Linked DNA regions of Mus musculus: region 1 is linked to region 2. The links are chromatin contacts, found by Hi-C or POLR2A ChIA-PET in ENCODE. All regions are on one chromosome and are shown on one strand. Each heading gives the region's core, a stretch centred on a gene start or an enhancer-like site at or near the end of the contact. The rest is flanking DNA. Distances are from core to core; before and after follow the strand shown. Region 1 holds the start of 4930522O17Rik (RIKEN cDNA 4930522O17 gene). Region 2 overlaps Gm12496 (a long non-coding RNA gene).

The links. A loop is a pair of places that touch in the nucleus more often than their neighbours do. ChIA-PET counts read pairs that join two places held with the same protein, here RNA polymerase II (POLR2A).
Region 1: a loop to region 2 is called in a map of Patski, with 2.7 times the contacts of the local background. The contact joins the promoter of 4930522O17Rik here to the enhancer-like site in region 2. A Hi-C loop is called at or near these places in 2 of 37 maps with a recorded cell type or tissue (Patski and left cerebral cortex). POLR2A ChIA-PET finds 5 or more read pairs at or near these places in 1 of 5 experiments (Patski).

The regions. Positions count from the first base shown.
Region 1 is chr4:53,243,257-53,247,865 of GRCm38, forward strand. It overlaps 4930522O17Rik (RIKEN cDNA 4930522O17 gene), which reads left to right and starts at 2,940. Exons shown (of 3, transcript NR_040665.1): 1 at 2,940-3,153; 2 at 4,131-4,265.
Region 2 is chr4:53,352,036-53,357,115 of GRCm38, forward strand. The region is part of intron 2 of Gm12496 (a long non-coding RNA gene); the gene reads right to left. Among named protein-coding and RNA genes, the nearest start is that of Gm52737, 27 kb to the left of the region's middle. Within about 2 kb of position 1,621, at least 1 of the 3 ENCODE cell types and tissues checked has a DNase peak (open chromatin) inside an H3K27ac peak, as active enhancers do.

The sequences.
Region 1 (4,609 bases), core at 1,690-4,189, 110 kb before region 2:
TGAAGGAGCTGCAGAATATGGCCACAGACTTTGTAGCTCCAGTACCAGCATGGTTGGCTGAATAAGTAATATATGATGAAGAGCAGTTTGGGGGGGAGGGAGGGAAAACATTTGAGGCACATTTCAGATGTGCTGAGCATTAAGGGCCTGTGGGAGGACCCAGTAGCTGTTGGGTATCTAGGGTTAGAACACTAGGGAGAAGTGTGGGCCAGAAAATAGGTAAAGAGTAACAGAAGGGTGTGCTATGGAAAATGAGTTGGAAAAATTACATCTCATTTGTATTCATAGAAATTTGGACCTCATCATAGATATTATCTAATATGCATGTATATGTACATATGTATCATATCTATCATTAATTTATCAATATTCTTGCGCGCACCAGACTGGCCAGCAGTAACGACGCTGCAACAGGATCCTTCTGCACACGTTTATTGGGAGAGCTTGATTGCAGAGGTGAAGAGACCCCGAGCCCAGAACTGGTGCTGCTTATATAGGCCTAGGAGAGGCGTGTCTCACACCCGCATTGGTTATGCACTAAGCCTCATTTGCATGTTCCTCATCTGATTGGCTATTCTCTCTCTATACCTCACAGAGCCTCATTATCATACCTCATTTGCATGTCTCACATCTGATTGGTTATACTCTCAAAGCCTCATTATCATGCCCGGGCCAGGCAGTGTCTTTGCAAAAAACTTTACTGCATATGTACACATTGGTTGTTTGTCCAAACTTAGGCCTGGTGGCCAGCAGTAGTCAGTGCCACTCTGCAACGGCACATGTGGCTTCCCACAAATATATCATTTGTCTATAGTCTATCATGTATCTATCATCATTCTCTCTGTCTATCATCTATTATCTATCAATTGCTTATCTATCTATCATTATCATCTATCATGTATTAATCAATCTACCTACCTACTATTATCTATTAATCTATCATCTACCAATCTATCATCTCTCAATTTATCTATCATCTATCTATCTATCTATCTATCTATCTATCATCTATCTATCTATCTATCTATCTATCTATCATCTATCCATCTCTCCTCACTTTCTGATTTTATCTCTCTCTTCTCTGTATTTCTTTTTCACCTACCTGTGTTCTTCCCCCTGTTTTGACCTAAGTACTAGTTCAACTTGAACTCCTCGTTCCTTTGGCAAGGCTTCTGTAATTGGTTCTTCCTGTTCAGACTCTGGAAGACTTGCAGTCATTCCTCCTCCCATTCCTCTGTCCTTTGCATTTCATGTTTTCCAAATGGTTAAGAAACCCACACAGGGGGCTGAAGAAATGGCTCAGTGGTAAAGAACACTGGCTGCTCTTCCAGAGGACTCAGGTTCAATTCCCAGCCCCACATGACAGCTCACAACTGTCTCTAACTCTAATTTCAGATGATCCAATACCCTTACATGGATATACATGTAGTACACCAGTGCACATATAATATACATAGATAAATAGATAAATACCCACACAGAGTGGTACAAGAACTGTATCCATGTTATAAGGGTTAAAAATCATGACATGTCTAGAGAAGCAAGACACACATTCTGAATATTTGTGTACAGAAACAAAAGAACTAATGTTTTACAGGCTACTTCTCTGCTCTCCCAAGCAGATACAAAATTAGCCCTCACCCCACCCCTTCAAATACCCACAGAGATTTCAGCTTTGATAGACAAATGATGTGATTTAACCTTGCCGTTACAGGGTTTCCTCACAATTCTCTTGCTCAGAAAAGTAAATATGACCTTCCATCTGCTAAAGGCCATTTTATTTCAGCAAGATAAAATTGCCTTAATAAATGTATTCCACTGTGCCTCAGATCATCCCTTGGTAGCAAAAAGAAGAGATAGACAGCCATTTTTAATTTTATTAGGCAAACCTAACCAAAAAGTTGCCAAATAGTAATGTAGGCTTGCATATAGGCTTGCAAGAATAGCATTTCAGAACTTAGAAGCTGAATGCCTGGTGCTATACATTGCCTCCTAACCCAGGCTGCCTTTTGTCTTTTCTTAAGCAACTGCCAGGCCATGAGAATAATCTCACAAGAAACCTTTGATTAGAAGAGAGGGGAAATCTTAAGAACGTGCACAGGCAGACCTAGGACTCCAAGCTCACATGTAGCAGATGTGCAGCTTGACCTTCACGTGGGTCCTGAACAACTGGTGGTGGCATGGCTATCCCCCAAACCCGTTGCTTGTCTATGGGATATGTTCTTCTAGCTGGGCTGCCTTGTCTGGTCTCAGTGGAAGAGGAAGCACCTAGCCTGGCAGAGACCTGAAGTGCCTAGGGGTTGGGGGAGGGCACCCAAAGGGGGTGCCCAGCCACTCAGAGGAGAAAGGGAGGGGGAAGGGGAAGAAAAGATGAAATGGAAAAAATAAAAGAATCTTAAGTTTTTTTCCAAAGCATTTAAACCATCCCTGATTAGGAAGCCAAGGCCCGTGATAGGTTAAGTGCCAAAGTCATACAGATATGGAGAGGCGGAGCTGGGAGTGAGCCCAGATCTTTTGGTTCACTTTGCAAAAATTGTGGCCACTGCTATTTTTAGAAGATAGCAATAATGTCTAACATTCAGTGGAATGTAGTAAACTGTCAAACACCATTAAACCATGGGAGCCCAACTTGAATCCAGATCTGTGAGAGTAAGACTGATTAAGACCAGGTTTTGTGTTGTGTGGAGATACGCGTGTTCACAAGTACTGCCCAGAATGTCCCAGAGTTTCATTACCGGGAGGAACGTTATTGCATGTCTTTTTTAGTTCCCTCCCCAACCCCAACACACAGAGATACAGCCTTTGTCTGACTGACACTGTGGAAGAAACTGTACTCAGAGAGCAGCGCATCTTATGTTAGGGCTGTTGAACCTCACTCTTGGGTCTTCTATTCGATATAGAGGCTCTCGTGGTCCGGAAGCAGTGCCCTGGAAGGACTTAAGAAGAATCCGGAAGAAAGGTCGGCAGCTCCATGAACTGCCAGTCCCACTCCTGTGGTTCATACCCACAGCTGTAACCTATCTAGTTTTATTTTTCTCAGATCTCACGAGATACCAAGCCAATTCTGAGAAGTACTCCAGTGTGTGTAAAAGATAATGCTGAATGGAGTCTTTTCGATGAGCGAGTCCGTATCTGCCAGTTCCTGGGCCACAGGTCTTGTCTGGATGGATCTAAGGGCTGACTATGAAGAGTGTCCATCACAGTTTTTAGCTAGTTCCTGGAAAGATCATGTGCTTACAGCCTCTGAAACCCTGGCTCTCTACCAACCGAAGCTCAACAGTTTTGAGAGGCAGTTAGCTTAGTTTAAAAATTAAGCGAAGTCGGCTGATAGAACTAAGAAAAACTGATGGCTCATAATCACAAGATCCAAAAAAAAAAACACGTTTTATTCCCTCCTCTTGGCTCAGACTTTCTTTAGAGCCATTAGTGTACCCGGAGCAGGACTGAGAACAATGTTCAGTGTGTGTATAAATGAGTAACTGCTCACAAGAGGCCTAATGTCACTGAGTGGGAATTAAAATTAGTCCCTTTTCTGTGCGGCTTGAGAGCCTTTGATGTGCTTTTTCTCAAGCAGACTAGTTCCAGGGTTTCACACCTACACAGTTCAGAATGTCTACATGAGGATAATGATAAATGCTGGAAACGCTGGCAATGACTTTGAGACATTGTGAACAAGATTAATTCCATGGGTTGATACACTTAAAGTGGTTAAAATAACAAACTTTGTTATATGTGTTTATTCCAACTCAAAATATGGAATATGCTAGAGGCCATTGAATTATATACTTTAAGCAGGTGAATTATATGGTGTGCTAATTATATATTAATAAAGCTTCTTTAGGAAAATGCATATGAAACCTTAGAAACTAGTCCCAAAATATCATTTTATAGCTGAGGGAATCAAGACCCGGAGATGGGATGGGACTCCACAAGGTTGTATATATTTTTTTCTTGTCAAAAAAGACTTAATTTTAATTTGATATCATGTATATACTTTGCCACAAGAAAAAAATATTTCATTTTGTATTTTGCCATAGAGACTGTGGAAACTCATTGCATCTTGATAAATCTCAGTGAATAAAATTATAAAATGTGACTGACTTATTCCCATTTCCTTGATACCCTGACAGCTAAAGATGTCTTGAAAAGGAAACAGCTGAATAATTCATTTTCTAATAATGAACTGTGGAGCAACTTGAAATCTAAGACCAAGGAGAGAAATCACAGTTCCCAAAGGAAAGGAAAAGGCTTGCAGGCTATACCAGGTAAGCTGTAACTTAGCCCTCATTTGGGCTTTTCACCAAGATCCCGCAAGGCTTTGACCTTCAGCCCGTTGTCAGATGGAATTCATTAGACCCAAAATGGTGTGGTCTGGAAAGAGGTCAAACACAGCCAGTGAGCACCTTACCTCAGTTCTCATACACTGAGGAGTGAATGGGTTAACTGAGGAACTAAAGAAACATCCTTCATAATTCTGCTTAAAGGCATTCATGTGGAAAAATAAAACGGAATAGGAAGGCGTTCGTTTGCTTTGGTTTTTGTTTTAAAATGTGTGTGTAGGTGTTCACTGGTGTGTGTGTGTGTGTGTGTGTGTGTGTGTGTGTGTGTG
Region 2 (5,080 bases), core at 371-2,870:
CCGAGAGATAGGCTGTCTGGAAAGTGAGTTGATAATGAGGGCAACGCAACGCCCTGAGGGATAGATTAATATCTCATTAAACAAGACAGGGTAATTATTTGCTGTGTTTGGACACTGTAAGTACTATCGTCTTTGAAGTCACCAACTAAAGATCAGCCCTATCATAAAGTATAATGCAAAGCCTCAAAAGTTAAACAGTACAGCTCATGAACACGCGCAGACAGAACACAAAACAGAAGAGAATCTCTGAAAGAGACCTCAAGATCTAATAATGCTGGGTATTGTGTGCACATAATAGACTATTAGTCTAGCAGAAAATAAGCTATGAGAATTTGAAAGCGAGAGATAAAAATATTGAAAGCAACCAGAGAGATGTTGAGTGACTTGCCAAGTTGAAACAGCTAGTGAATCACAGAGTTGGTGTTTGAATGCAGATATCCTGATTCTAAAGTTTCTTGTCTCTACATAACATTATGTTTCTATAACATACAAGTGCACACCAGAAAGTACAACATGCTGCCACATGTTTTCAAAGAAAGAAAAATGTGTCTTTGCTCACATATCCATATAGAACTAGAAAGACACATAAGAAAATAGATAATCAATCAATTTTGGAGAACCTGGGACAGGCAAAATATGAATGGGAGTTGTGTGCATTTTTGTAAATAGCAATATATATTTTATACATATACATATATATGTAAAACCTATTGGGGGATGACTTTGTGTGCTGTGTATTCTTATGCTGATTTCTATGCCCAGATATCTGATTGCATTCCAGATGTTGACATAGTCAAACATCTCCAGTCTCAATGTTATGTAAAAAGTGTCTTGCATCACCTCTAAGAGCTGAGCAGAAGAAGAGAATAAGGCAAGACTTCCAATCCCAGTGAGGAACTTCCAAGAGAAAAGGACTACAAGGACTAGAACAAAGTGTGGAGGATTGGCCATGATGTCTCCGTGAGAGAGCAGCCATAAGGACACATGTGGACCGGAGCAAGCCAGCGCAAGATCAGATGGCAAGGAATGGGGTATGTGTCTGGGAGTAGGCAGGCAGCCTAGGCAGATTAGAATAGCTCAGAACTTGCCCAGCTTGCAGCTTGTTAATAAAAAATACCAGGTCTCTGTGTCGTTTATTTGGAAGCTGAAATGGGCTAGAATGGATGCAGAAATAATCCTGTCAAATAATGCTGTAAAACATTAGTTTTACATCAACTGGACCTCAAAATGAACTAAATGCAAATACACAAAGTAAATGCCCTTTCTAGGCAAGCATTCCCTGGGTACCCTGAACAGACCTATCCTCTTTGATGTATACATATTAGCCGTGACTAATTTTTTTTTCTCATACATCACAAACTCCCCAACTCACCTAGACACCAGCTAACCTGTGAGCTCTTCAAAGGTGAGGTTCTGTTTCTTTCATTCTTGTCCACCCAGCATATCACGTAGAGCCTGGCATGTGGCAAGCATCCAGTGCATGGAAAATAGCAGTCAGGGGAAGTGAGATCATCCAGCCAAGTGTATGGTCTCAGCACTCTGGAAAGAGGAATTGACTGGAACCCCCATAGAACCCTGGGAGTATAAAGAGGAAGTGAGAAGGAAGAAAATACAGTAAGAGTTGCAGAAAAGATGCACCTGACCCAGTGAGGACAAAGGGGTGAAACGGGATCTGTGGGTCAGTGTTGATCAGGACAAATGTGAAAGGCAAACTGAAGAAATAGCAAAAATTGAACTCGAAGCTAAGACCTTAAAAGGCAGGGCTCAGCACTGCAGATTCAGGCCTAGAGCCCAGTGACAAGACAGCAGAGGGCACAGGAAAGACCTGCACTGGAAGAGACCCTTGTTTGCAATGAGCCACTCCCACGTTTGATGTGTTGCTTTCTGTTCTTTTGTCCTCTTTGTCTGCAGTCACACAGAGGCTGTAGACAGATCCACTCTAGGTTCAGGTTATATTTTTTTCCCCAGCAAAATTAATTCCAGATTCTCTGAGCAGTGAGTCTGACCCAGTAGCCAGACCATCCCCACCCTCAACAAGGCTAGGACTCTCTTTGAGAGTGAGTAGCTTTGCATACCCTTATTGTGATTCATGAGATTATATTCCCTTGTTTACTTGGGTTGATCACCAAAGCTGCACAATAGACTTTATTTTAAAGGTTAGCACTAGCCTAGGTAAATATGAAGCAAAACAAGTCAGGGGTTTGCCTCAAAATATCGTAAAGGAAAGACATTTTGGCATGTATTAATGAGTCAGATGGGTTCTGTACTGTTCATTTTTAAAGCTAGGTGTGGAGTGCACACAGCGGGTTTATCATCTTCTCTGCGTTTTTTTCTGCACATGCTTAAAATCTGCTATAATAAAATGTTAATAAAAACAGCATGTTCTGTTTTAAGTGCTGACCTAGAATTTTAGGTAGCCAAGGATCAGATCTTAATGGGCTTACATTTATCTATGAAGAGGCTTTTTAGCTTTTTCCCATCATCAGCTTGATAAGATGAATTATTCTGGGGCACCATAACCTCTTTTTAATTGGTCTCTCTGAATAATAGGATTGCTGTCTATCTTTCCTTTCATATTCCTTTCCAAATTTTCAGACTTTTTTCACATGAGTGACTATTTTCTTTAACATTAGGAAAACCAACAAATCTGTTATCAGTAAATAAGTATTACTAAGAAATATTTATTATCCATATGGACTCACTGAGCTTTCATCTACACGATGGATTTATCTCATATTTAATGTGAAAAATGATTTGAAATTTTACAGATGGCAAGAAGGTATGTATTTCTGTCCCCTAATGAATAACAAAATAACGGGTAAAACTTGGAAGTTTGGGAGGTCTGAGGAGCAGTCATCCGGAATGGAATGTACTTCGAGTTAAAGAGACTTCTTCCTAAGAGATGGGACAGCTGAATAAAAACATTAAAAACCTGAATAGATGCAAGGATGTGTTTGCGGAGGGAAATGTTTATGCCATTACCTCAGTCCTGAATGTCACTAGCAAATACTGCAAAGTAATGAAGGAGGCCATTAAAGTAGGGACGGAAAACCATCCTCCAATGTTTCAGGAGACACTCTGACATCTTAATTATATTCTGCCACCTAGTGACTGAGGAAGATGAACGTACTTGCTTAGCCAGGCTCCAAGTGCACACACAGGGCAGTCCTGCACCTCTTGGTTTCAAGAGTCCTGGCCTGACCCACAGGGATTGGGCGTGGGGTGAGAGTGATTCTATCAGCACTGGTGTGCCTCGACTGCCATCTGCTCACTACTCCTACTACAACTGTAAAGGAACCTACAGATATGGCTGAAGCTGCAAAGCTCTCTATTGCTCCCAGACCAAGGAGCTGGAAGTCCTCTCTCCATCGAAGCACAGCTCCCCAGCCCAGGGCTTCCTCAAGCTCTTTGTAGAGGGCTGTCAGGTTCAACAAACTAAACTAATTTCCATTTGGGTATTTTTAATTCCAAAGTTCCATGATCAGGATAAAGTAAATGTAGTGACTGCAACCAGTAAGATGGGCCAAAGTTTACTCCCAAGTCCTTGAGATCTCACAAGTCTGGACGTGGGAACTGGTATGAATAACCCCCCACATGCCCCATGAAAAATAAAGCAGTGCTTTGAAGTCACATCCTCTGGCATAGCACAATTTCTCTTCCCTTTGATGATGAGGCCCATAATGCATTGCAGTGGTTTTTCCTAGGCTTGACCTCAGCATTTCTAGGCAAGAACCACAGAATTATGTGACTCTCCCAAAGCTCTCCAGGTTCTCCTCTGTCATTGGTCAGCATCCTTGGCACAGTTGCTAATGGACAGACGTTGTGTTATAGCTGTGGTATTTAATAAGGCTCTCCATTCTGTGCAGGAACTGCGGACAGGATCTCAGAACACGCAGCTAAAGCACCAGCATCATCAAGAAGGCTGTGATACCGACCCGGATACCAATAACAGCCTTCGGGGGCTTTTTGAACACAAGATGAAGGCATGCGACACCAGAATAAAGCTTTGGTTGAGAAAGTGACTGGGACAGACTGAGCTATTTTTCCAAATATGCAAACTATCAACATGCTTTGAAACTAAGGTTTTATTGGAACACAGATATATGTCCCTTCCTTTAAGAATTAAGATGTGTTCTACTCTATGGTGGTTCTCACAGAGGCCACATGGTCTGCCAAGTTTAAACGATTAATTCCCCTTCCCTGTGCAGAAAGCCTGTCAACCCACAGCCTGAATGAACTACCCGGGGGAGAAGTTCCTGTCACTCGTCTGAAATCATATTTTTCCAGTCGGCTTCTGAAAAGAATTACGGATTTTACTTGACATAGATATAAGGAATCATTTTCTGAGTTAGCTGGTAACTGGTACCCAAAAACAGAGAGATAAAGGGAGAGAAGATGAGGGCAGGACAGACCTGGGGAGCAGGCTGGCCACATTTATGTTTGCCACCTGCTTTGGTATAATTCAAAATCAGCCTCAACACTAAGGTCATGTGGGGCTAGAGAATTATTGCTATGGAGATGGGGAAATCTGTCCTCCAGATTGCAGGGATAATAAGTGCTATGCCTGGCTCCACTAGATGTCAGCAGCAACCCCAAAATTATGACAAAATATATCCCTAATGATTACCAAATGTCCTCTAAGGAGACAAAATGTCCTTCGTTAAGATACAGAAGCATACCTTTAGTGCCAGCACTCAACAGGCAGAAACAGGTGGATCTCTCCGAGTTCAAGACCAGTCTAGTCAACACAGTAAGTTCCAGGATAACTGGGGCTACACAGTAAGACCCTGCCTCAAAGCAACAAGAAAAAAAGTCGCATCTTCTTTAAGTACTCCTTCAATGACCAATTTCAAGCTACCAGCTCAATAACATGGAACATGGCTACATGTGGGGAAAAGATTATTGCTCAAGCCAGGAAGAACCATCGCCAGCATACTGCTGTGTGAGAACGTTCTTGCATGGTGGTAATCATATTGTCCCATTTTAAAGACTGAACTAACTGTGTCTCTCCAGGTTTGATGCAACCCTATAAACTACAGTTGGTAGGCAACATCCAAAGCACAAGTAAACAGTAACTTTT